2 separate regions of the Homo sapiens genome follow, and region 1 is linked to region 2. Evidence: chromatin loops called from intact Hi-C (ENCODE). Cell type or tissue: PC-9. All regions are shown on one strand. Each heading gives the region's core, and the rest is flanking DNA. Links, peaks and the distances in the headings are about the cores only. Region 1 overlaps CCSER1 (coiled-coil serine rich protein 1). Region 2 has its middle 28 kb from the start of CCSER1.

Region 1 (12,446 bases), core at 1,632-9,631, 84 kb before region 2:
TTTTTGTATATAAGGCAAATACACAGAGAAAGGTAGAAAAAACACAAATTCTGCAGGATATAACAGGATAAGAAAAAAGGAACATTACGAATATTAAACACAACGTCTCTATGGTATATATATGTATATATACATACATATATACACACATCTATATATATACATACATACACACATCTATATATACATATATACACTAAACATACTTGCGCACATCCATATGCTCAGTGCACGTCATAAGCCAACTGTCTCAGACTTGGAATTACAGAGCTGCAAGGGGCACTGAGAGGTCATCTGAGGAGATCCTTTCCTTTAGGCAGTTTAATGCTTAAACCATCCAAAGACCTGACTATCTATTCTATATTTAGAACTCTCTAGGGTTGGGGATTCATTACAGACCACATTGTATTGTACTTGTAATAGACTCAGAGGTGCCTTTCTTGACAAAACCATATTTCACAGATCCTTGGTCTGACGGGCTTCTATGAGTACCTTCTAAATACATACTTCCTTCCTTCTCGTGACAACATGGCAGCTAAAGGACTTAAGTTTTACATGAAAACGCAGTCAAAGAGTTTAAAAAATACAGACCTGTACATAAAAATGACCTTAATTTTTGCAACCCTGCTGTCAGCCACAGTATAGCCATCCATTTCTAAAGCCCCTGGGCTAGCCCTAGGCAAAAATATAAAGAAACTACATTTTTTCATATCTACACCCCTCAAGTCCTCTTTATTGTGTGTAGCAAACTTCTCTTGCCATTAGTTACCAATGCTTAATCAGGTTCATCAGATTTTTTTCTATTCCCATAGTAATAGTCTCCTATCCTAATTCTTATTCACTCAGGTCACTTCTCTTTGAAGAGTGTTAATATGAAATATACTAATCCAGGATAAATATGCAAATATGGTTGAAAATGTTCATATTTATTTTTTGGGAGGAGTCCTTTCTCTAATTAGCATCTGACTCAGAGCTGGATGGTTTAATTCATTATTCTAGATGCGCCTGCTAAGTCACATGGCATTTCTCAGGATAAGATATTAAGAAGGAGCTAATGGAGTAATATTAACATTTCACAAAACTATAGTTTCTAGTTGTACTAAAACTTAGTATGTAAATTTAGTATGTAAAACTTAGTATGTAAGACTTAGTATGTAATTGGTATACATACTAAGAAGTCCAGAAAATAATTGGTTTTGATATTTTCACATTTCAGCATTTATTTGGTAATCTTCTAAGTAGTGGCTCTGCAAAATTCAACCCTACTTTTAAACTCTTGGAAGACTTCTTAATATAAGACTACAATGATAGAAGCTACATTAAAGTCTTATTCACAAAGAATACTGAAAAATATATACTGATAATAAAACAGTGAAGATATGACTGCTACTATATATTTTTTTAAAAAATCCTTTAACTCCACTATCTCAATGTTGAACTTAAATAAAAATAAAATTAAAAGATACCCTAGAGGAATATACATTAGTGCCCATACCTCATAACCCAAGCAGGAATGTGAAGTTGGTGGTATGGGATGAGCAATGGAGAAGAGTGGAAAGTGGGAAGAATAAGTAACAGAATTTAAAGAATTGTTTAAACACGTTTCTTTTGCCAAGAAATACTACTACTTAACTGCTTCAAAAAAGTAAACCAATCTAAAAGGAGGCAATGAATATACGTGGTAGGAAATTGAAAAGCTTTCTTTCAGCCATGGTTTTCAGTCTCAAGAGCACAAAGAGCTGAATTTTAGCCAATTTTCTGACTGTTTTTTTGTTGTTGATGAGCTTGCTTTTTCTTCTGCAACTGTTTCTAATGTCTTCCAAAAAGAAAGGACGAAATTAACTCTTTTATTTGAAATTGTGTATCACATGATCAGTAATTACAGATACAAAGCCTTTTCATCTTTAAAAATATCACCAGTCCTTCAAGACACTATATTCATCTGTGGTGTTTACTCATATTTATCATTCTCTCCCTCAAAGCAAAGTGAGACAGAATAAGAGGAACCAAAGTATTATAAATGACATTTTTTAAAATAGCAAATAGATGTTATAAATAGAATGTCATTTCCAGTGCAGATTTCTTACAAATGTCTTAAGCCAAGTTTAGAAAGCATTCTTCGCTGTGGCTCAAAAAAACCCTAAAATTTTAATTGTAGCTTCCACAGCAGCCAATTAGAGAATGTCATGGTTCGATGGTGCCAGGATATGTTTATGAGTGTTTAGTGGATACAGAATTGAGTTTGTGTGTGTGTGTGAGTGAAATCCGATAAGGGAGGTAATTACCATCTACCACAAGGTATGATTTCAACGGTGGCCAAAAAAAAAAAAAAAAAATAGCTACTGTATTTTATCAAATCTACAATGTCATTGATTTTAAGACATATGATTATTTTATGCATCACTAAGAATGAAATAAAAAATGCCTCCAATCTATGATGCAGTGTTTTTTAATCACACCAATTTTAAGAATGCATTCTTGTTCTCAGAGATGTTAAAATGTGAAAAAAAAATCTAACATGGTATTTCTCCTAAGTGATTTGTCAACAGGTTTTGGATACTCACAGAGTCATGTCTTTAAATAAGGTTAGGATTCTAAAAAGCCCTTTTAAAATGCAAACATTTTACCCAGGAGGTGCAGCACATTAAGCCATTAACAGTCATTAAGATGCATTAATCTATTAGCAGTCATTAAAACTGTAAAGAATATTAATTTATCAGATTATCACAGCAAAGATGAAAGGGAAAAACGATGCAGAAAAAGATACCAAGAAAGGGTAGATGCTCAACTTGTACACTTTATTAGGGTGCAACACAAAAGAGGCCTTGGTTACACTACACCATGGGGGGGAAAAACCAGGAAATCACAGGCAGCAAAGTGACAGTTTATGGACACAAAGCACAGAGAAAGAGAGGAGCAAAAAACAAACAAAAAAATAGAAAAGGAAAAAGGTACACTTTACAGTTTTTACCTATATTCTAACCTAAAGACAAATTAGAGATTCATAGGCTAAAGGAGGTACCTGTTAAGAAATCACATTTCTATTAAGGCCTCAAGGAATATTTAAAATGGGGATTTCCTAATGATAGTTGTAAGTATACATTTCGTTATACAATATCATCATATTGGTAAATGATAAGTACTTTGTTCTCTGTACTGAGAAGCAGTTTACTCATTTATGGTTTCTAATTCATATGTTATGATCAGTGACACCTTTTCTCTCTTTAAGGCTTCAGACAGACACTGATGTAGATGAAAATGAATCACAGTATTTGCTTTTGATACTAAGAGCAGGGTTCAAAAAGTCACCCAGGGTTAAACATCTTAGGTTTTATAAACAGCTGTGCCACTGATTTCCTGCAAGACCTATTGAAATGATTTAACCTTATCCCACAGGAGTATAAGAACCTGACACATATCTCTTGAGGGTGGCAGTAAGCACTTTTATTTTATGAGAGAAGGGACACATAAAAATATGTAATGTGCCTGGGACCTAGAGCAAGTCTCTTAACTCTTTGGCTGCCTCATATCTAAAGTAGAACTGCCCAAAGACAGCATCCTAACCAGATTATTTCTTGGTGATCAAGATCCAAGATTTATTGTTCTGTTCCACTCCTAGACAATGCAAGATAGTTGAGAGCTGTTGAATACATTATTCCCTGAAAGTAGGCAATTTTGTAACTCAACATGAAAATGCTTAATTGTGAGGAACCTAATGTGGCACAATATGAATTGCAATTCAATTCAGTGAACGCACTGAACACCTGCCATCAAAAAAGTACCATGTTATCTGTGTTAGATTGGTCTCTAATGAGGGATGTAGTAATCCTTTGTGAAAACAAAATATCTTCCATTGATAATAATGCCTCACTTCCTTGAAATTGTTGTAGAAAGCACAGATAAATATTTTAAATTTAATTACATATTCAATTGTCAAAATCATTTCATTGTAGACATTTTCAGTAGAGAGATTTATATACTGTATTCAAGTATAATCCATTAAACAAGACTAATATTTTGCTTGAGGACTGGGGACATTATTCATCTCCATCCCTCTTGTCTTTCAGAATGGAAGGGCATACAGATAACAGTGGCATATGTTTTATGTCAGCACTTCCTCCTTATTACTTTATTATCAGCACTGGTACCTTCTTTAGGTCTCAAATGAGATGCTTTCCCTAATCACAAGGCAGACTTACTCCTCTGTTCATCACGTATCCATATTGTACATTTGACTTCTTTTTCAAAGATCAATATTGAAAATCAACATTTAAAAATTATTCATTTAATCATGTTTCTCATGTCTGCCTTTCAAGTACTCAACTAGGGAGGAGGCCATGTTCATTCTTTTACCTCCCATGAGTGATGACAACTTTTATCTCTATAATAGTAGGCTGCCAGAGAAACAAATCAGTCAATAATATGTAGGAGGTCCTCAGAAGGCATCTGTTGAATGAATGCAGGTTGAAATAAAGGTCCAGGGAAATAAAAAGCAGTTTCTCCTCACCAAAGATTGTAGATCCCTAATCCGCACATATTGTGAAGGTGTGAATGTACCTTCTCATGCTCTCTTCAGGTCGTTCCTTCACTCAATACTGCTGACTCTCAGATACAACAGCGAGTGACACTGATGGGAATACTGTCCTCACATGGGCTAGAGACGGATGGTGATTATCCTCACTCCTATTCCCTAGGTCAAGGTAATCCAAATTCTTGTCAAAACCCTAAGGAATATGGAAGTTTTGGCACAGAGGCAGGAATTGTTCCTTTCTTTTGTATCCAACTATGTAGAAAATCTAGAACTGCAGCAGTCACTGTCATTTCAGGCTGGCAGGTAAAGCACACTATTCCTTTAGGTATGGAAAGTTGCATTTCCTGTTCTCCCCTCTCTGCCCTCACATTGTCTCCACTAAGATCATCACCACATTGCCATTCCTTGTTTCAGAGTTCACACTTCTCACCCCAGGAGTCCAGAAACTATGCCAAGTGTTTCACACCATCTGCAGGCTGAGCAAACACTTTACCTGGTTAAGTTCAGAACAATTGCACCAAGTTTTCACTTTTCTAGCAGTTAATTTGAGTTGTATGTTTAAAATGTAGCATGCTCTCATTTTTATTCGATTAATAAAACCTTTCAATAAAATACTGCTACATGTTCAGTCTGTTGCACTGTCTCTTCAAAATATCATTTGTCTGAGGTTCTACTATCAGCTTCCCTACCCTCCATGCTCCAGCAATATTTTTTAATGGACACCTAGGTACAACTCTCTAAAGAAAAATTTTAAGAAGTCAGTCAGATCTTCAGCCATCCCCACCGAACATTTTGGTGTCACTTAGAAACTTACTCTTTGGTGCAAATCTTTCTGCCAACTCCCAACAGGGGCTGCTGACAGATCAAGATGCTATGGGATTGGCCAGTACTGTGTTTTGCTTCAAATGAGAGCCTTCTTGTCTATTTCTTTTTACCTCAGTATTGTGTTGTCTACTCTGTAACATGACAATCAACTAATGTAATAATAAACTAGGCACAAACTTGTCACTTTCGAGCCATGGCAAAATGTCTTACAGGTTTCAAGACATATATTCACAATTTAACAGAATCTCCTCCCCTAGGTGCTATTTCTAGACTAGTGCTAGATACTTCAAGCACACAGCAGTCACTGGGGAGATATTTCCATTTTGATATGCTTTATGATATTTCTCATAATACTGTTTTCTCTTTGTAGAGGGGGGCACAAGCAACATACATCTAAAATTTTATGGTATTATTTATTTATTTGTCCACCTTTAGCTGACAACTTATTGTATAGATAAAATCTAAATGAAACTTCTCAAATTAACAAATAATTACTCTAAAAAGGAAGTTCACTCAAATATTTGGGAAAATATCCTTCAAATATATTTTCTGCAGTGAACTGAAATTGTCCTTAACACTGCCAGATTGTGACAATAGAAAGAATTTAATTTACAATGATTACTAGTGTTGTCTGTACAACTGCCTTTGAGGTAAAAAATCTAGTCAGAGAAAAAGCTCAAGTCAGACTATAGCTGAGTGAGTACCTTTTCAGAGTTATTATAACATAGTTCATTGTTCATTATTTGTTCCACTATCACATGCATTCTTGCACGAGTGTGTGTGTGCATGCATGTGTGTGTGCACTGTGGGAGAGCAGCACTGATAGCCCTTCGTAGGGAAAGTAAGCAATATCAAAAGGACTCCACCCAGAGGTAACTTCACTAAGTTGTTATGATTCCAATCTCATCTGCCAACCTCCCCACCCTTCTCCTTTTATAAAATGCAAATAAACCATTATAGACTTTGTACCTAAACCTTTATCAGGTTTCACTGGTAGTAAGGAATTAGTTATTACCCCTGCAAGATGGTTAAAACCGGATACAGGGTTGTGTGTGTGTGTGTTTGGAGGTCATAGGGTGATAGGAATTATATGAATGGGAGGAAAGCTAACAAGGGAATTAAGACAAATTTCATCTACTCTGTAATTTTGTTTATAAAGAATAATGAATATTTTACTCAGCATCATCTTTAGATGGCATCATTTAAATATTTCCTCAAGGTCTACCAATTTTTCAGAAGTTTTCTATTTCAGAATAATTACAGAAAAATCATAATTTATGTTTCTCCTTATACCATTATACCAATTGAGAAAATTGAGGAGATAAAACTGAGATAAAAGAGAAAATAAAAAATATTTTTGTGTGTAATTACAAATGGATGTCCTTCATTTCAAAAACAATTTAAAATCTAATATAATTTAATTAAATATAATTTTATTAAAGCAAATATCAGTAAAAAAATAAAGGTAATACCCTTTATTAAACCATTTTTTAAACTGTTCTTCCATTCAAGTGTCAGAGACAAATGCAATTTTCCTTCTGGATAAAGGTATTAGTTAGGTGTACATTTCATCAAAGTGTTAGGTGTAATATTTACTTTTTCAAAAGTCAATCTTTCCTCTGAGCTTCTATTGTTTCCTTAAATTTTCCTTTCCAAAATAGAGGGGAACTACTTTTACTAAAAATTATTCAATGATACAAAATTATCTGCAATTGCCTAAATAAGAAAAGCTTTAATAATTAGTCAATTCTTTTCCTGAAAAATTAGCCTCAGACACTGTGGCTGTTACCATTATCCACATGTAACTCTCTGATAATATAACAACATATCCTGTAATGCTTCCTTCACCACTGAATAAAGCAAATTGACTATAATATCTAGAGAGACATCGGTAAAGAATAACACAAAGACTGGTCCTACTGCTTCTGGGCTAACAACAATGAAAAACAATAATTGCTCTGATTGAACCAATTTTGCTTCCTAGAAAATTCCATTCATCATAATCATACATAACCTAATTTCTATTTTTTAGGTCAAATAAAATGAGTCAAATCAAAAACAACTGTATTCTAGTGTTTCAAAACCATAACTCTTATTTTCCAAAGTATAAGAAGTCATATTTCATAATAATTAGACAAAAGCAATTCAATTTCACCCTAAATTTAAGAAAAAATATAAAGTTAAAAACAATTTATTTGTAGTACATAATTAAAGTTATCTTTAGGGTTTTTTCCAACATTAATATAAAAACCTTTTTCTCAAAAACATCTGAGCATCAAATCATTCTTCTTTTCCTCCACACAAATTAACTGTGCCCACAGCCTCTACGTACAACTAACCAGTTATTGCCTTTATGACCTCTTACTGTATCCCAAATCCTATGACCCAAACCATCCTCCATTTTTTCTAAATCCAACCCTTAGATGTTTACCAAATGACTTCTTTTATGGGCTGTGGCTGTCTCACACTCTCAGAGGACTGGGCAAAGTAGAGAAAGACAGATAAAGGCACCTCAGTCAGCTGACTCACCAGCTGAGTGTCTGCTCTACCAGCCCAGAATATTTCTTTTGTCAGTAAATCTAGAAGCTACCACTGGGTCTGCCAATTCACATCTTGTTCAGGCTGGCAATTACTGGGAAATTTAATTTTTTAATCAAAAAGTTGTTCTTTGAAGTTTCAATCAGGGAAAATAAAATTGAGGAGCCTCTTGGAACCATGGAAAATGCATATTAACGACCCCTGCAACTGTTCCTCTGTCTCACTATTTTGCTTTTTCTTTTACTTTTTCTCCTGTTTCTTTCTTAAATATTATTTTTACCCCTTTCCTTCCATTGTCCTCTCTTGAGATGGGTTGCAAATGGGAAGTAAAAGCAAAAAGGGAGATGAGAAATACTGATGCCTTTTTGTCTGGCTTACTTCCATTCGCATGTCAAGTCCATCCATGTTGTAGCATGTACCAAAAGTTCATTACTTTTGCATTAACTTTTGTATATCATATTGTGAAAATTTTTCCCTTGACAACAAAACTGACATTTTATATGAATTAAAATTACTATGACCACTAGCTGATTATTATCAAATGCTTACTTTGTACAAGGAAATTCCTTTTTTTTCTTCCAATTTCTATTTTAGTTGCAGGGGGTACATGCACAGGTTTGCTCCATGGGTAAATTGTGTGTGCCACTGGTTTGGTGTACAGATCATTTTGTAACCCAAGTAATGGGCACAGTACCCAAACAGGTAGTTTTTCTATTGCACCAGGAAGTTTTCTAAATGTTTTGAATGTATCAGCTCATTTGACCTTCACAACAACACATGAAGTAAAGATTACTGTTATGCTCATTATATATATATATAAAGAAATTGAGACAGAAAGAGTCTAAATAACTTGCATAAGCATATCTAGCTAGTAAACAGTAGAGCAATTATTCAAACTCGTATAGTCTAGTACTCAACCTATAGTCTTAGCAACAACATGCCTTTTACATTATGATGTTCATTTTGAAGTGTTATTTGTTGTCGAAGCCATGAAATATTTACTGAATATCTATATACAGGTATTCCCTGTCTCAGTTTTTCAAGCCTTAACAGGAGTGATACTTATTCATAAGATGGTGAGAGGGTAGATGACTGAGAGAATATGCTAATTCTGTGATTCAAAATAGGATTTTTAAGAAGGTGGCTCATCCATAATAATGAAGTCACAGAGGGAAGAGTTTTAGACAGGAGATAAACAAATTTTTTTTTTTTGAGACAGAGTCTTGCTCTGTCACCCAGGCTGGAGTGCAGTGGTAAAATCTTAGCTCACTACAACCTCTGCTTCCCAGGTTCAAGCGATTCTCCTGCCTCAGCCTCCCGAGTAGCTGGGACCATGGGTGCCTGCCACCAGGCCTGGCTAATTTTTGTATTTTTAGTAGAGACGCGGTTTCACCATGTTGGCCAGTCTGGTCTCGAACTCCTGACCTCTAGCACTCCACGCACCTTGGCATCCCAAAGTGCTGGGATTATGGGCGTGAGGCACCGCATCTGGCCATCAATTATCTCTTTACTCTTAATTTCAAGAGTTGCTTTATGATACTTCAGAAAGTTTGTTCCAACTCTAAAAAACTGTCTGCAGTTAGAAGTCTTAAAAAATGCCTAAAAATTATCTTTAGTTATCGTTTCTCCACTAAACATAACAAAAGCAAAATATAATTTATATATATATATATATATATAACTACATAAGCAATACATACATCAAACTCCAACAACTTCCCTGTTTTACAAAATCAAATACGTTTATAGGAAAAAGGTTTATAGCCATAAGAAAATTTAGTCTATTTTTTAATCTTTGTCTTTTCTGTCCTATCATACATTAGGAGTGCTTCAACTTTCCTTACTTATTGCTTATTCATTTTAGATATGTCCTATATTTTTTAAAGAGGCCATAGGCACAAAACCATGAAAGTTCCAAATCCGCATAGAAACAAAACCATGAAAGGTTCTTAAGTATGTTTGTAATTACACCAGCTAGAAATGGTACAGTTTAATTGAGTAAAGGGAAATTATGTTAAGCATTCAGGAAATACTTTCTAATAAAAGCATCAGATTGTGTAAAAACAAGTTAAGTTACTGGACATCCACAACTAGAACCACTCGAGGAAACTGTTAAAATATTTTTAGTGATGGCTCACGCCTGTAATCCCAAGGCTTTGGGAGGCCAAATTGAGAGGATCTCTTGAGGCCAGAAGTTTGAGACCAGCCTGGGCAAAACAGCAAGACCCTCTCTGTACAAAATTTATTTTCAAATTAGCTGGGCATGGTGGTGCACAACTATAATCCTATAGCTACTCTAGAGACTGAGGCAGGAGGATCCCAGGAGTTTGAGGTGAGCTAGGATTATACCACTGCACTCCAGCCTAGGCTACAGAGAGTGAGACCCTGTCTCTAAAAAATAAATTAAAAAAAAATTATACTTCGGAAAATATCTTGCACATGTTGGAGACATGAGGACATGCAGTTAGATAACTCTCCATTCCTGCCATATTACCTATGTATTCCATATCCTATCCTTAGGTTATCTCTGGGCTATATCCATTTTCTTCTTCTTTAACTTTACATTTTCCTTCTTAAACACACAATATCAAGAGCTTTCACTCAATTATTTTCTTCGACCAAAGAAAACTGATTTTACTTGATCTAATTGTTCCTCCAGTGTCCCAGAGTACTATTTTATTTACAATATAAAGCAACAGCTATATAAAACTAACTAGAATCACTTCCTACACCAGCATCACCAGAAGTCTGATGATCTCCAGAAACCAAAAAACAATCTCCCTGAGGATGTATGGTGTGTGTTTTTGTGCATATATGTATGCGTAAGTTTCTCCTTTAGGATAAATGGTGAAAAAAATCACCTTGGACATTCAATGTTTATTTAGCCACTTCCAAAGATTAATATTTATTCATCCACCAAAACAATTCCACATTTGCGGAGCATATCATATAGAATTTTATTGAAAAATATGAACATGCTTTATATGTCCATAATTTAATCACCACAAACTTCTCGCCTTAGGAGCAAAATGATCAGTTCATGAGCCTTGAAAGAATTACAATTATCTTTCAAGAATGTACTATTGTTCCCTTACTATTGTTGTCATTTCAAAAGTCCAGCATATTCATGTGGTATGGTTTATCATCTCCCCACCTGCTTTTCTCATATACCGAATTCTAATGAATTATTCCTTATAAGACAACCAGCACGCTCATTAACACTTATTTATATTCAATTTTCCCTAGTAAGGGCACATAATAATATAATAAATGTCACATTTGGAACTTCGAGTTTTCCAGCAAAGCCTTCACAACTTCAAACAAAAATTAACATCAAATATTTGATCTTTCAAAAAAAAGCCAATATAAAAGTATGTGGTTAAAATACTGCCCTAAAAATGGGAGAGAGTAACAGAAATAGAAAAAAAAATTATATCAGAGACAAATTGTTTCCATTTACCAAAACTGTTAAATTTTTCCCTGTTACTGTATTTTTACTATAATTTCAATAAGCTTCATTTTAAAGCCAAAAGCAACCATGAAATTCCAACTCTGAAAAATCCTAGGAATACTTTGTTTATGCTCTAAATTCATTTGATTATATTAATTTGCTGCAGTTTAGGCTTGAGCACACTACAACAATTTTTACTTTCAAAGTAAACTAATGCATTCCAAAAATTTTAATAGCTCCAGATTTCCATTTAGGCAATCAATGCAATGCCTAGGTTGTGTATCCCTTATCCAAAATGCTTGAGACCAGAAATGTTTTGGATTTCGGATTTTTGAATATTTCCAATATACTTTCTGGTTGAGCATCTGAAAATCCAAAATCTGAAATACTTCTCTGAGTATCATGTGGGCACTCAAAATTTTGGATTTTGGAGCACTTTGGATTTCAGATTAGGGACATTCAACCTGTATTTGCCAGGCTTACTCTGAACATGTAAATAAAGCAGGCCCAAAACAACCAGAGCTGTGCATCGTGCTTCAAACAGAACATATTTTGTCACTTGCTATGAGATACTGCTTAAATGGTTTAGGCATTTTGTATACACGGAAAACGCATATGAAAGAGCTAGTCTTGTGAAGAAAAGCAGTAATAACTCCCTTGATTCTAGGCTTACAAATGCAATGATGAATTTAGCCTCCAACATCAGAGTGATTTTTTCTGGGGCAGTGGGTGATGACTTGAGGAGGTTCATGCAAAAAGAAACATAAGAAAAATTATAAAATGGATGAATTTCAGTGACTACTTTGATAAGACCTACAAGGTATTCAGAAGGTCAGTCTCTAAGTGTACGCCATCAATAGTATTCCCCACATACTGACTCCTCAAACAGGGGCAACCCACCCCTAATTGGAGACCTGAAGATGAAGCAGAAAGCATAGTCCATTTATCCTATGGTAAAACCGCTTAAAGTGTCTAAGGAATCTTTCAAATAAAAAGAGAAATCAGTAGTTTTTGTTGCCATTGCTGCTACAACTGGTATTTTCACATAGATTGAAAAGATCAGCTGTCAGAGATCCACAACTTCATTCCCTTTATAAACTA
Region 2 (12,446 bases), core at 1,469-9,468:
AGGGCTTTGTTAGAAAAAATGATAATTGTAGAGGCTCCATCAATCCTGGAAAATGCTATTCTATTATCAGCATTCCAGCTAATTTCAGCAGTCAGCATAGAGTATGGGAAAGGTGACCTTGAATACTGTATCTGACAATCCTTGTTTGGAATATTTGCCAAACTCAACAAATTTCACGAAACTGAAAGCCAGTGCACACTGAATGGAAAAATTAGAGAATTCAAAGCAGATAAAACTGCTTTTCAGATCCCAATCAGTTCCCTTATCTCTCTTCTAGCTCCATCTCTAACTGCCAGGCCGATTCACTATCAAATCATCATTGTTTTCAGAGTCTCCTTTGCTCTCTCTTGTTCTCTTTTTTAATCACTTTTTATCATGACATCTAGTTTTATATGTTTATATAATGTATCACAGTTTCTACCATTTTGCTACTTTCAACTTCCTTTTTATTTCCCTTTGCTTTTTCCTAAAAGGCTTATAACTATCAACCCTAAAAAAGAGCCATATTTTAAGGAAATAGGAGCTAACGACAAAAACAAAAACAAAACCCATCAACAACCTTGACTACTGATTTATGATCATTTATCTAATCTAAGCACTTCACAAATTAGGTATGTTGGTCAAAGGAGCAGAGAATTCAGAGTTAGTGATTTTGCAGAGGTCTTATAACCTGACAGCACCTGTAACATGTAATACTTCTTCCACTATTGTACACTGATGTGTTTCATGGTTTAAAAGTCATAGAGTGACCTTACTGCTAATCCCATGCTTTCTAGTATTCTGTTGGTCTCGTATTATGTCCTATCATGAAAATCCAGAAATCACCTTTTGATAAAAATGAGACCTAGATTTGTGCAGAATCATATTTACTCTCTAAAGCTACTCTTGGGTTCTCTGTTTTAACGAATATCAGAGATCAGACAATCTACAGGGATGCCCTCCTTAAATCCTACTAAGAAGTCAGTCTTTTAGGAAAACTCTGGGAGTTTTGTGAAAATATAATTCCCTTACTGACACTGCAGGAATTGTAACATCTTGGAAAAAGCTTTTAAAAAATCTGCTTTTCTAGACAACAAATAGACTTGTGCTTCAAGGCATTCAAGATGGTCAGAAAGATCTGTTACATGCACCTAGTGGGAGCTTGATATATTCGGTGAGTGAATAAATAAAAGTGAAGGAATGAGTGAAATAAATGCATAGCTTGAGAAGTTGAGTAAATAACAGTTCATAAGGTGTTTGGGTTTTTCCTTAAGTAAGAAATGATTACATAACTCTTCCAGTCTGGCTCCTATATGATCTGACATGCTTATGTCCTTTGCAGCGAATGGATAGAAAGCCACCTTGGCATCTATACTCCATCTCTAGATGAAAGTCATACCACTCTACTCTGCTTGCTCTGAGCTCTTTACTTCCCATGTTCCTTCTCGTTTGACTGCTGTTCTCTGTTAACTTCAGTACTTAAGTACCTTGCTCCAACCTAGGCACCGATGTGTAGATTCAAGGTATATTTCTCAATATTTGCCCTCCAGCCACCAGAATTACATCACCAGAGAGGAATGACACCTTCCCCGCATCAGGTTCCATGATGAAATGAAACAACTGGGCCTGCTCCCCTCCTAGGAATTCCATTCTGAGGAGGGTCCAGGCCCTTACTCCTAAACCAGAATTCTCCCAGGTCTCTCCCTTTGTGAAAATTTTGAGACATGTTTTACCAAGCAAGATTAGCCATCAATATTGGGGATTTCCATGCATAATATTCATGACCAAACCTGAAAGTAAGGTTTATTTCTATGTTTTTATTATTTTTGTCAACAACTATTACAAATATATTTATTATTTTCCTCCTTTAAATTTCAGTCCATGAATATAGCTTTCTGAACTACTGAACAGGTATAATTATATGAATTAAGGTACTTAGCAAACAGATATGGATTCATATTTGTGAAAACCTAAATTTGGAGATGTCAAAATATAGAATATGGCATATTAAATCATATAAATTTTATATCATGCCTTTTTTTACTTCAGTTTAATTGGCTAGTATTTGGAAAGAAAATAACATTGTTCGTACCAGACCTTTCCATTTCTCTACACAAGATATTATATTGATTTATAGTTCATTGATGTTCATAAAGAGAAGTCCATTTCATCAATTATATGTTCCTCACATCTCTCCCAGGTAAAACTAATTTTACTTCCACTATAGATTATATTAAATCAATATGATCATTGTTTTATTTGTATGTTAAATTTCTGAACTTAGCATAAATTATCTAAATAGTACATATAACTATGAAGTACTGCCTTTACATAAAAAAATTTTGTTACCTTGTTTTTCATGTATTCAATAGGTTAGTCAAAGATCACATTTATAAAAACTAAGGAAAATGTATCTTATTTTAACAGGGAAAGATCTAACTACTAAAGACAGAGGCCCTTCCACAACCAAGAGTATGAATAATCCTTGAGTTCAATCTGTGGCTAACCCACTTTCTTGTGTCCAAATCCATAGCCTATGTTTCAGCATCAAAATTTCCCCAATTTAGAAAATGAGGTCAATAAAAACAGCAAAGTGTATACATTCATCCCACATAGTTTCAGGAATCCACTGCACAGTTTTTATTCCTGCTCCATCTGTAGACTCCTGTAACCAATTCTTAACATAATAATAAAAATAGAAAATACTTACTGAATGCTTTCTATTTGACAAGCACTATGGCAAGTAATTTACATGCATTGTTTCCTTTACTCGGACCATAAATCCATGAAGTATCTTTGATGATATTTTCATTTTATAGGTGAGGAAACAGTTGAAATAATTTGCTCAAGGCCCACAACTAGTACATGGAACTGAATACAAGTCTGTCTGATTCTAAAGTTTATTCTCTTAATCACTGCACTATATTTCCTATTTGTGAACATCATTACATTTCATAGTTTTTTAAATTCAGGGAATTAAATTTTAGAATCAACTTGATTCCAAAATCAAGTGAGGCTCCGTGACTTAGAGAGCCTTCCTTTCTCGGCCATTATTCCAGGAATGGTTGTCATTGAGTCAGAAGCAGGGGACAAGGGAGCATGTTTTATAATCTTCTGGGCTCACATTTTCTTCCCAAGTCTCCTATCACTGCCATAATTTTGAAGCATGAGTGTTTTTTGAATAATTTATTCAATTTCTAGAGTTCATAGTTTTTCAAATTAATTCTCATCACTTCTAGTGAGAGTATTGTTATCAAGTTAAAAGAAAAATCTAAATTGAATAAGAATCCTTGTAGGAATTGTAAGTAATGTAAAAAGGAATCATTTTCTATAAAACCCACTTAAAATAATAAATGAAGTTTCAAGCTACAATGCAAGAGAAAAAATCAGTTTTTGTGTGGTATGTGTCTGTGTTGACTTTGTAATTTTTCCAAATATGGTTTTCATAATTTTTGATACTCATAAGTATCTTCCTTATATTAGAAGAATATGGATGCACTGAGAAAAATGCATAAGACCTTAATATATCATATATAACACCCCTTTAATATATCATATACAATATCCAAGTTTGCATTTCCATCCTCAATTTTTTTATGATATCTGAAAAGAGTTTAATAGTTTCTTATTTGAGGGCTGCATTTTTTCCATAGAGAATATTCTATTAGGTAAGAACAACAAAATTATTATGTTTTAAAGTCACTTGGAGTGGTTCTCCTCTGTGAGGTTATGTCACCAAGTAAATACACTGTTATAATGTTTGATTATTACACTTTTCCTTAATTTTTTACAACCATGTATAATACTTACATGATTCCAAAATCAAATTAAAAATATATATATTCAAAGAAATTTAGCCTGTATTTTTCCCTTTATTCTCCTCTCTCTCTCCCCACTTGTAAATTTTATTTTTTGAAAAATCTACCTAATCTATTTTTCTACCTACATACTCTCCATTTTTGATAGATCATGATGTGTTAAACATACTTTTACCCATGTCAGAATTTTCATTTGTCTATTCTTGTAAAAATTTCATATATTTTTGAGATATTCTCTTTTTTTAATCCTCAATCTTTTTAAATAAAAAATTAATTGTTCTGTGGGTGTCAAATTTTAAGTGCAAGCTAAAAATAATTTATCATTATATATTTCATGTATAAAGAAGCAATTTAATGGTGGACATGGTGGTTCACACCTGTAATCCAGGAACTTTGAGAGGCTGAGACGGGTTGATACCTACCTTGTGTCCAGGAGTTCAAGATCAGCCTGGGCAACATGGCAAAACCCTGTCTGCAAAAAAATACAAAATCTTTATCAGCGCAAACAGACTAAGACAGTTTCCATTTGCATTGACAGGTTGGTGATGTTAAAAGGAAGATTTTAGTTACATTTACTTAATTTCTCAGCAGTATTTGATGCCATTTATAGAGAACCTACCATGTGCCAGGCATTATTCTATGTGCTTTACAAGTATTGACTCATTCACAGTAAATCATGATTTGATTGTAGTATACATTCTCTAAAATCCTTGGTTTCTATGTCATTATCTGGTTTATGTCTACCTTTCTGGCTACTCTGACACAGTCTCAAAATAGGTGCCTATTCTGCTACATTCCTCAATGTTTTTCAAGGTGTTATCAGCTTTTTCTCATATCACATTTCCTGCGCATCCTGAATGAGTTCATCTGTTCCCATAATTTTAATTTTTACTCCACACCATTTCTTCACCCCAGACACATATATGTAATTTACCAGAGAAGGTCTTTCCTTGAACATCCTTTGGGCATTTCATACTGAATATATTGGAAATGTTGATTTGTCATTACTTGCACTCAGTCTCCAAATATACTCCTGATTTGAAAAGTTGATGTAATCTACTCGTTTACCCAAGTCAAAAGCCCTGATATTTTAAGCGAATCTTTGTTCTTGATATCCTATATTCAATTGATTGCCAAGTGCCAATCATTATCTTTTTAATGTACTTTCCCTGAATATTATATTTTTATTTAAAATCTCTTTAATATATTTGTTGCCTTGAGCTCCTATAGCAATTACCTTAGTTCAGGCCACAATCACTGCTAGCATAAATTTCTGCCACAACTTCCTAACTAGTGTCTCTCATACCAATCTAATTTACTTTTCTGAAATGTAAGCCTAATCATAATAATTCCCTGATTAAAACCTTTTGAAATGCTTCCCGTTAAAGTCTAAAGCACAAACTTCTTAGGATGGCATAGAATGCCTTTATACATGGCCTCTGATTATCACTGTAGCTTCATTACTCTTGAAACCACCTTTGCAAAAATTGTAACAGTGAGAGAATTCTAACCTAACTGACTCCATCTTGCTTCTAATTTCACAGGTTAACTGTCCTTGCTCATTCCCGGGCACAGGCCAAACTAACTATGGGAGGAATTTAGTTTATAGCTTAACTGAAGTGAGGATAATAGTCTTTCCCAAGACAGACCCCCTCTGGGGACTGAAACCACCTCTGTAAGACTAATGAAAGGCCACAAGTTTAGGATTATGGGAAGGGCCTGAATTCTGCTAAGATGTGAACATAGCTAAACGATAACCAGCCATTTTTCCCTAGCTTGCTTACTGCTCAGGAGTCATGTGTCTGGAGGTCACAAGATTTTTGTAACTTCTGCAATTGCTCCTGTATATATCATCACTATTGTAAAACCTAAGACTGGTGTTTGAGATATTTTTCATACTTCTGCATTTGGGTAGACAAATGGATGCCACCTGGACCTGTGACTCATACCAAGGAGCTGACTCAACCCAGAGACTGACTGGGTGGGTATTACAGCACATGGAGACAGTTTGGACACTCCTATGGTTTCATCCTCAACCAATTAGCAGCACCCATTCCCTAGCCGTCTGCCTGCCAACTTATACTAAAAAGCCTAGCCCCCATGCTTTGGGGAAGGCGAGTTTGAGAAAAATCTCCCATCCTTCTTCAACTGCCTTGTGATAATTAAACTCTTTTTGTGTTGCAAGCCCTCTGTCTCAGTGAATTGGGGCTTTATCTGTGCAGCAGGAAGAAGAACCCATTGGGCTGTAACACTCCCCCAGTGGACTCTACTCTCAGCCCACATGAACCTATTGATAATCCCACAAACTACTTACAGTCCTTTCCTTATTTGCAAACTTTGCACATGCTGTTCACTCAGCCTTAAAACCTCTTCGCCATCTTTCCCCATTCCCTTGTCTGACTATACTACACTGTATTACAAACACCACTAAACACAAACACACACAGCATGACCACAGCCTTCTGGCTAGCTCCTAATGTTATTTCAAATCATCACATATCATATCCAAAAGCATCTCTCTAATTCTTCTAAGTATGGTTAGATGTCCCCTCTAAGTACTAAGTAGGAACTATGCTTTCTCTGCTTTACGATATAGTTTGGCTTGTTCTTATAACACAGTTAATGTTCAATAAATATTTGTGAAATGAATGTCTGATGCTGATGCCTGAATGTTCCTGAGATAGAGGCTTGTCATGGAGTGCCTGGAACTCTTTTCTAGCTGCATGCTTACTCCTGCTATTGAGTTTCAGGATTCTCGTACAATTTGAATAGAATACCTAGTTCCCAATGATTTTAAACTTTGTTCTTGTGTTCTTCTTGAGAGTTTCTGTGAGAAATTTGGAAGGGAAAATGCGCAATTGTTAGCTATTTGTATCATCTATAATTTGATTATGTTTTTCATACCCTTGTGCATTACTGAGCAATTGCTATGTGTGGCAGGTACTTTGAAAAGGTCATTTAAATGTTATCGATATAAGAAGGAAAAAGCCAAATAAAGTCATGTTCAGAATTGTGTGGCTTGGAATTAAGACTACTGTTTTCCCAGTTGATGTTAGCCAACTAACACAATTGGTTACAATTATCAAAACGGAATCAGGTGAGGTATCTGGCAAACACCATGCTAAAATAAACTCATTATGCCTATGGTAATTATTACATCTAATCCAGAAAAAACTATGTTACTACTGTTTCTTCTTTTAGGTGAGCCCTTTACACTTTCTACTTATGATTGCTGTTGCAAATGTTATTCCTTTTCTCCAAATACACTGCTTGATTTTCCAGTCTTTCATAGATTTTCATGAGTAATATTGAAAATAAACTGTGACTATCATATCATCAGGAAGCAGAAAAATGTCAATCCCCTCTGGAAACATCCCCTCACACACACACTCAGAAGTAACACTCTACCAGTTCTCTAAGTATTCCTTAATCCTGTCAAGTTGACAACTAAAATTAACCATCACACTGGGTATATAGCTTTTCTATGTTTTAAGGATGTGGAGACAAGGGTTTGAGGAGAATTAAGTTTACTAGAAACAATACCCTGAAATTTTTCCTAATTTTCTAGAATAAAAGGTAACTCCATACTTTGTATATAGTTTGTGCTTCCAACATACCCTGGGCACATCTCTGGCATTGTGTTTCTAAATTGTACTACGTATATCTTTTTATGTTTCTGTTTTGCTTATGGGACTTTGAGAATTTTGAAGAGAAAGCTATTTGTTATTCATCTTTATATCTCTAGTGACAATCTTATGCCTGGAACATATTTGATGCTCAACAAATTTTTACTGGAAAAAGTGGTAGAATATTTTTTACAAAGTTGGAGGCAATTTTTTTCCAGTTCACTATACAGTGCAGTATGATAGAAATGTCAGGCTTAGGGAACGAAGGAAAAGTATGAAACAACTTTGGTAGTGTTGAGCCATCCTTTAAGAGGATTAAAAGGAGAATCATGTGGCAGCATAATTACATTTTTCTTTGCATTATTTTCTACTAATTTTATGGGTGTAAATCTTATCTTCCAAAAATATTATTAATTATTGCAATAATCTCCTAACTAGTTTCTTTGCTCTGCCTTTGGCAGTTTATTCACAACCAAGCATGCAGAGAATCCTGTTAAAAATAGGTCAAAGAATATCACTCCTCTGCTCAAAACTCTCCAATTACTCCCTAATGATGCACAAGGTCTGACATAGGTGACTCCTCTCACTTCTACAACCTCTTCCACCCTGACTTTCCTCCTCTTCTCCTAGCTCACTCTGCTCTGAAACTCTGATGTCAGGTGTGGTCCTGCATCAGGGCATTTGTCCTTGGAGTGTCCCTCTCTCTGGAAGAGTCCTCCTCTAGAAATCCTGTGCCTTTCTCCTTCACCTCTTTCAGGTGCTGCTATAATTTAAATGTATGCCCTCCAAAATTCAGATGTTGCCAAGGTGATGATGTTGAAAGGTGTGGCCTTTGAGGTGTGCAGGCCGTAAGGAATTCTCCCTTGGAAAACAATTTAGGCCCTTATAAGAGGCCTCATGCAGCATTTGACTCACTCGGCCTTCTGCCTTCTGCCATGTGAAGGCACAGTGCTCCTCCTCTCTGGATGAGGCAGGGTCAAGGAGCCATCTTGGAAGTAGAGAGCAGCATTCACCCAACAATGGTACCTGCTGGTCCCTTGATCTTGGACTTCCCAGCCTCCAGAACCTTGAGAAATACATTTCTTTTGTTTATAAATTACCCAATCTCAGGTATTCTGTTATAGCAAACCAAACAGAGTGTGATAGGTGCTTACTCAGACATGAGCATTTTGGTGAGGACTCCCTTTACACCCTGTCTGAATCACCACAAACTCTAGGAGAGCCTCTCCCATACACATGTGTTTTCCTTACCATGTGCCTTCTTACTTTTTCTTGGCATTATCACTACCTAACAGATTCTGTATTGTACCTATCTTTCTTTTTGTTGTGTCATCATAAGGGAAAGGATCTCAGGATTTTGTTTTTTCTTTTATTTATTTTTCACTGCTATAAATTCCAAACCTACAACAGTGTCTGGAACTTGGTAAATGTGTTGGTTATTGTCATGTGTTGACTTAACTGGGCCATTGGAGGCCCAGATAGCTGGTTAAACATCATTTCTGAGTGTGTCGGTGAGGGTGTTTCCAAAATAGATTAGCAGTTGAATTGGTGGACTGAGTAAAGCAGATGGCCCTCCTCCATGTGGATGGGCATCATCCAAACCCTTGAGGGCTGGAAGAGGATAAGACGTTGAAGGAAGGCTGGATTTGCTCTCTGCCTGACTGCCGACCCAGGGCATCACTCTTCTCCTGCCCTTGGTGCTCTTGTTTCTCAGGCTTTCAGACTCAGACTGAAATCTAAACATTTAGCTCTCTGACTCTCAGGGCTTTGAACTACACCACTGTATTTCCTGGGTCTCCAGCTTACAGAGGACAGATAGATCATAGGGCTTCTCAGCTGCCATAATCATCTGTGCGAATACTTTATAATAAATATGTGTATGTATGATATACATATACAACTAACTATATGTGTATATATGCATATATTTATGTGTGTATATATATACATGCACACATACACATACAGTTAGTTCTAATACAGTAGACATTTAAATATGGTTGAATTAATGGAAAATAAATAAATACTTGATATAGATACTTTTTATTTTGACCTTCTGTGTTTTCCAATATCATTGTCATTTCTATATTAAAATGTATCTTCAAAAAAGAAAAGTGGTTCCTACATTGACATATGGAGGAAATGTCTTATGAGCATGAATCTTAAATACCGAAACTAAAATTTCTCAAAGGATTTATTTTTTGCAAAGCCAATATGAATAAAATATTCAATATTGAGTAAGTAATGTAACATTTTCTATACCCCAGACTACTGACTGGCCTTTTGAAGGAAATACTTTTCTTTTTAGTAGATTAATCCTAAAGAGTGTTTCTGTCTAATATATATGAACATTTCCTTTATAAAGAAAATTTCAAGTGTAGAACACCAGAGGAGCAAAACCATTAACAGTGAAATAGCTATCTTTAAAACTGTCATAGAATATAATATACCCCTGAAGAACTTCACAAAAAGAGCAAAAGCATTGTTAAATATTCTTTTTTTAACCAACAAACAATGTACCATGCTAAACACTAAAATGTAAGGCAATGTCAAGACAATGACAAACGCCTTTGAAAATTTCATCTGTTTTCCAAGACACTACATGATTTTCCAGTTTATCATAGATTTCACGTGTGCCATGAGAATCAGTTGTGACCACCCCATCGTTAGATAAAGGGCCGCAAACTGGCAGCTGACAAATACATTGGGATGACTTCCAAAGATTCCAGAAAGAAAGACTTAACCCACACCCTGGCACAACCACCACTCTGGCTAGCGTGCGCAAAGAGGAAAAGACTGTAATTGAGTAAAGCTTGATTCGACTTCCTGAAGTAGTCCAAAGAGTTTTTAAAATGAGCAAATGAGGGAAAACACATAAATAGTAAGGGCTGGAGTCAGGCTAGGTGTCTCTGTCTGCAGGTCTTTATGCCTTTTTAACATTTGTTTGTTACACCTTCTGGATAATGAAATCAAGATGTGCATTCCTTCTAAATACCTAATTGTAGTCTGTGACCTCAACCTGGTCAACAATCAAACCCTCTACCCTCAACCAAACAAATGTAAACCCTTTCAGAACAAATGTGCCTTTGAGCCAGAAAGACCTTTAACAATACTGTGCAGAGTTATTTGATGCCTGCACGGCTGAATGTTAGTCATCAGTGCAAGAGATTAACCCCTGTCCTGCTTCCTCAGATAATGGCAATGTTGAAGTAATTTGTTCCACCATTTTGATAAACCCCTTGGTTTAGTTCAATCCCCCTACATAATCAGCACATTGCTTGAAGCACATGTACAGTTAATATTGGAGCTATTTTCCAGGCCCAGAGATGACACAGATCAGGAAAATGGAACAATATGTGTGTCGGCGTACTTAACTGCACTTAACTCTTTTTAGCATGTATATGCGAGTGATTTTTTATATTTTTGCATCAAATATGAAGATATTTCATGGGAAATTTTCATTGTTTTGCTTAAATATTACTGGTTTTTACTTAAGCTATCATTTTCTCCTTTTATATTTATTCGGTTTCTGTCATTTTTGTGTATGTGTGTGGGGAGCAGAGGATGGGAATCAAGTTGATACTCTGTAGTCTACCTGAATTTCAGAAGTACTATAGAAACTAAAATTTCATGAACCACCAGAAAATCATATTTATATAGAGGAAACAACTTCAAAATATAAAATCACTTTCATTTAGAAAAGTGTCATTTTTTTAGTACTAGAAAAATCATTTCTTTATTCTAGTCTTCAAACGTAGCAATTATGAATAATCACCCTCCTCATATATATCACTCATCTCCTACTCTGCCCTGCCACAATTCAGATTATGACAGGAACTAGATGTCATTTTGAATAAAATAAAACCTACAACCATGTAAAGGTGCCTGGAAAAAACAGTCTCTCAATTAAAAACCTTGTAGGAGAAATATGTCTGGTAGTTGGTGCTTTCAGGAAAAACCTACTTATTACTTTAGTGAATTCCCGGATGTGTCTGAAGAAAGCCGCATTAAGCTGAAATAGATTGACATCTAGGGTTCTATTAATTGATGGAAGATGAGGAAAATATTTTTAAAGTAAGAATGTGTTAAATGAAGTAGTTTTCTCTTTATCTAAGGGGCATCCCTCAATAAGGTTGCAGAAAGAAATAATAAAGGAGATTCCCATACATCTGCTGTTAATCTAATTTTCTTTACTAAATCACATACATTCAAGGATCCAAAGAGGGAATAACATAAAACATTTTCTTTTGTGCTATCAAGTTATGCATGTAGACTGAATTGATGCTTTATAAATAAATAAATATATATATACATATGGTGCATCAGCTTCCCCTGCCATCCAAATCCCATCCTTTCTACATCACTGCCTGCGTCTACTGTTCGCACAGATATTTACCTTTATTATGTTTTGTTACAACAGTCATATTTTTCTTTCTTGTTGAAGCATTAATCTTTGTTATGTGCTCTAATTTTTTGCTAAGAATGTATGAATCTACGTTCCTTCCTGCTATCTCCCATTTGAACTGATTTGCTTTGTTCATTGGTGGCTTCTAGCCCTCTTAATACAAATTCTGTCAAACAAGGACATTGTAACACTATCCAGATGGCTTTAGAAGCAGGTAATTTTGGGTATGTAAATACGAAGGTCATTCATCTATAACAGATGGGTGACTTGTGTATTCTGTTTAAGAAGGTGAGTCCAGCTTATTTCAGGTTCTTGCTTCAAGAATTTAAAGTACTTTTATAGCACAAAAGGAGGCTTTAATACCCTTGGAAGACAGGTTTGGTTAGATCGTCTTGCTTATAGCAATGATATTGGATAATCTTAGTGATTCATCTTTACGATTCACTTAAGAGCAAGATATATTGGTTTTATGTCAATATTTTGCCTCTGCGAAATAATTATTTTGTAGCCTAGTTTCTTCAGAATTTCATCCTTAGTATTCATAAAAGCTACCAGATAGTGATGTCCACTTCCTGACACTCCATGAAATCTATAAATCATTTCTGACACTCTTTGCCC

The links. Peaks named below come from ENCODE experiments on the same cell type or tissue, not always from the same donor. Only the 100,000 strongest peaks of a DNase experiment are listed, where the experiment ranks them.
Region 1: it touches region 2 in a loop (28-fold over the local background); 1 of 110 quality-filtered maps calls a loop at or near these places.

Annotation. Positions count from the first base shown.
Region 1 is chr4:90,177,249-90,189,694 of GRCh38, reverse strand. The region is part of intron 1 of CCSER1 (coiled-coil serine rich protein 1); the gene reads right to left. Among named protein-coding and RNA genes, the nearest start is that of CCSER1, 56 kb to the right of the region's middle. RefSeq lists an enhancer at 4,641-5,144. In PC-9, for the core only: no CTCF peak of the experiment used is centred there; a DNase peak (open chromatin) is centred at 4,894.
Region 2 is chr4:90,093,293-90,105,738 of GRCh38, reverse strand. No RefSeq gene overlaps it. Among named protein-coding and RNA genes, the nearest start is that of CCSER1, 28 kb to the left of the region's middle. In PC-9, for the core only: no CTCF peak of the experiment used is centred there; no DNase peak of the experiment used is centred there.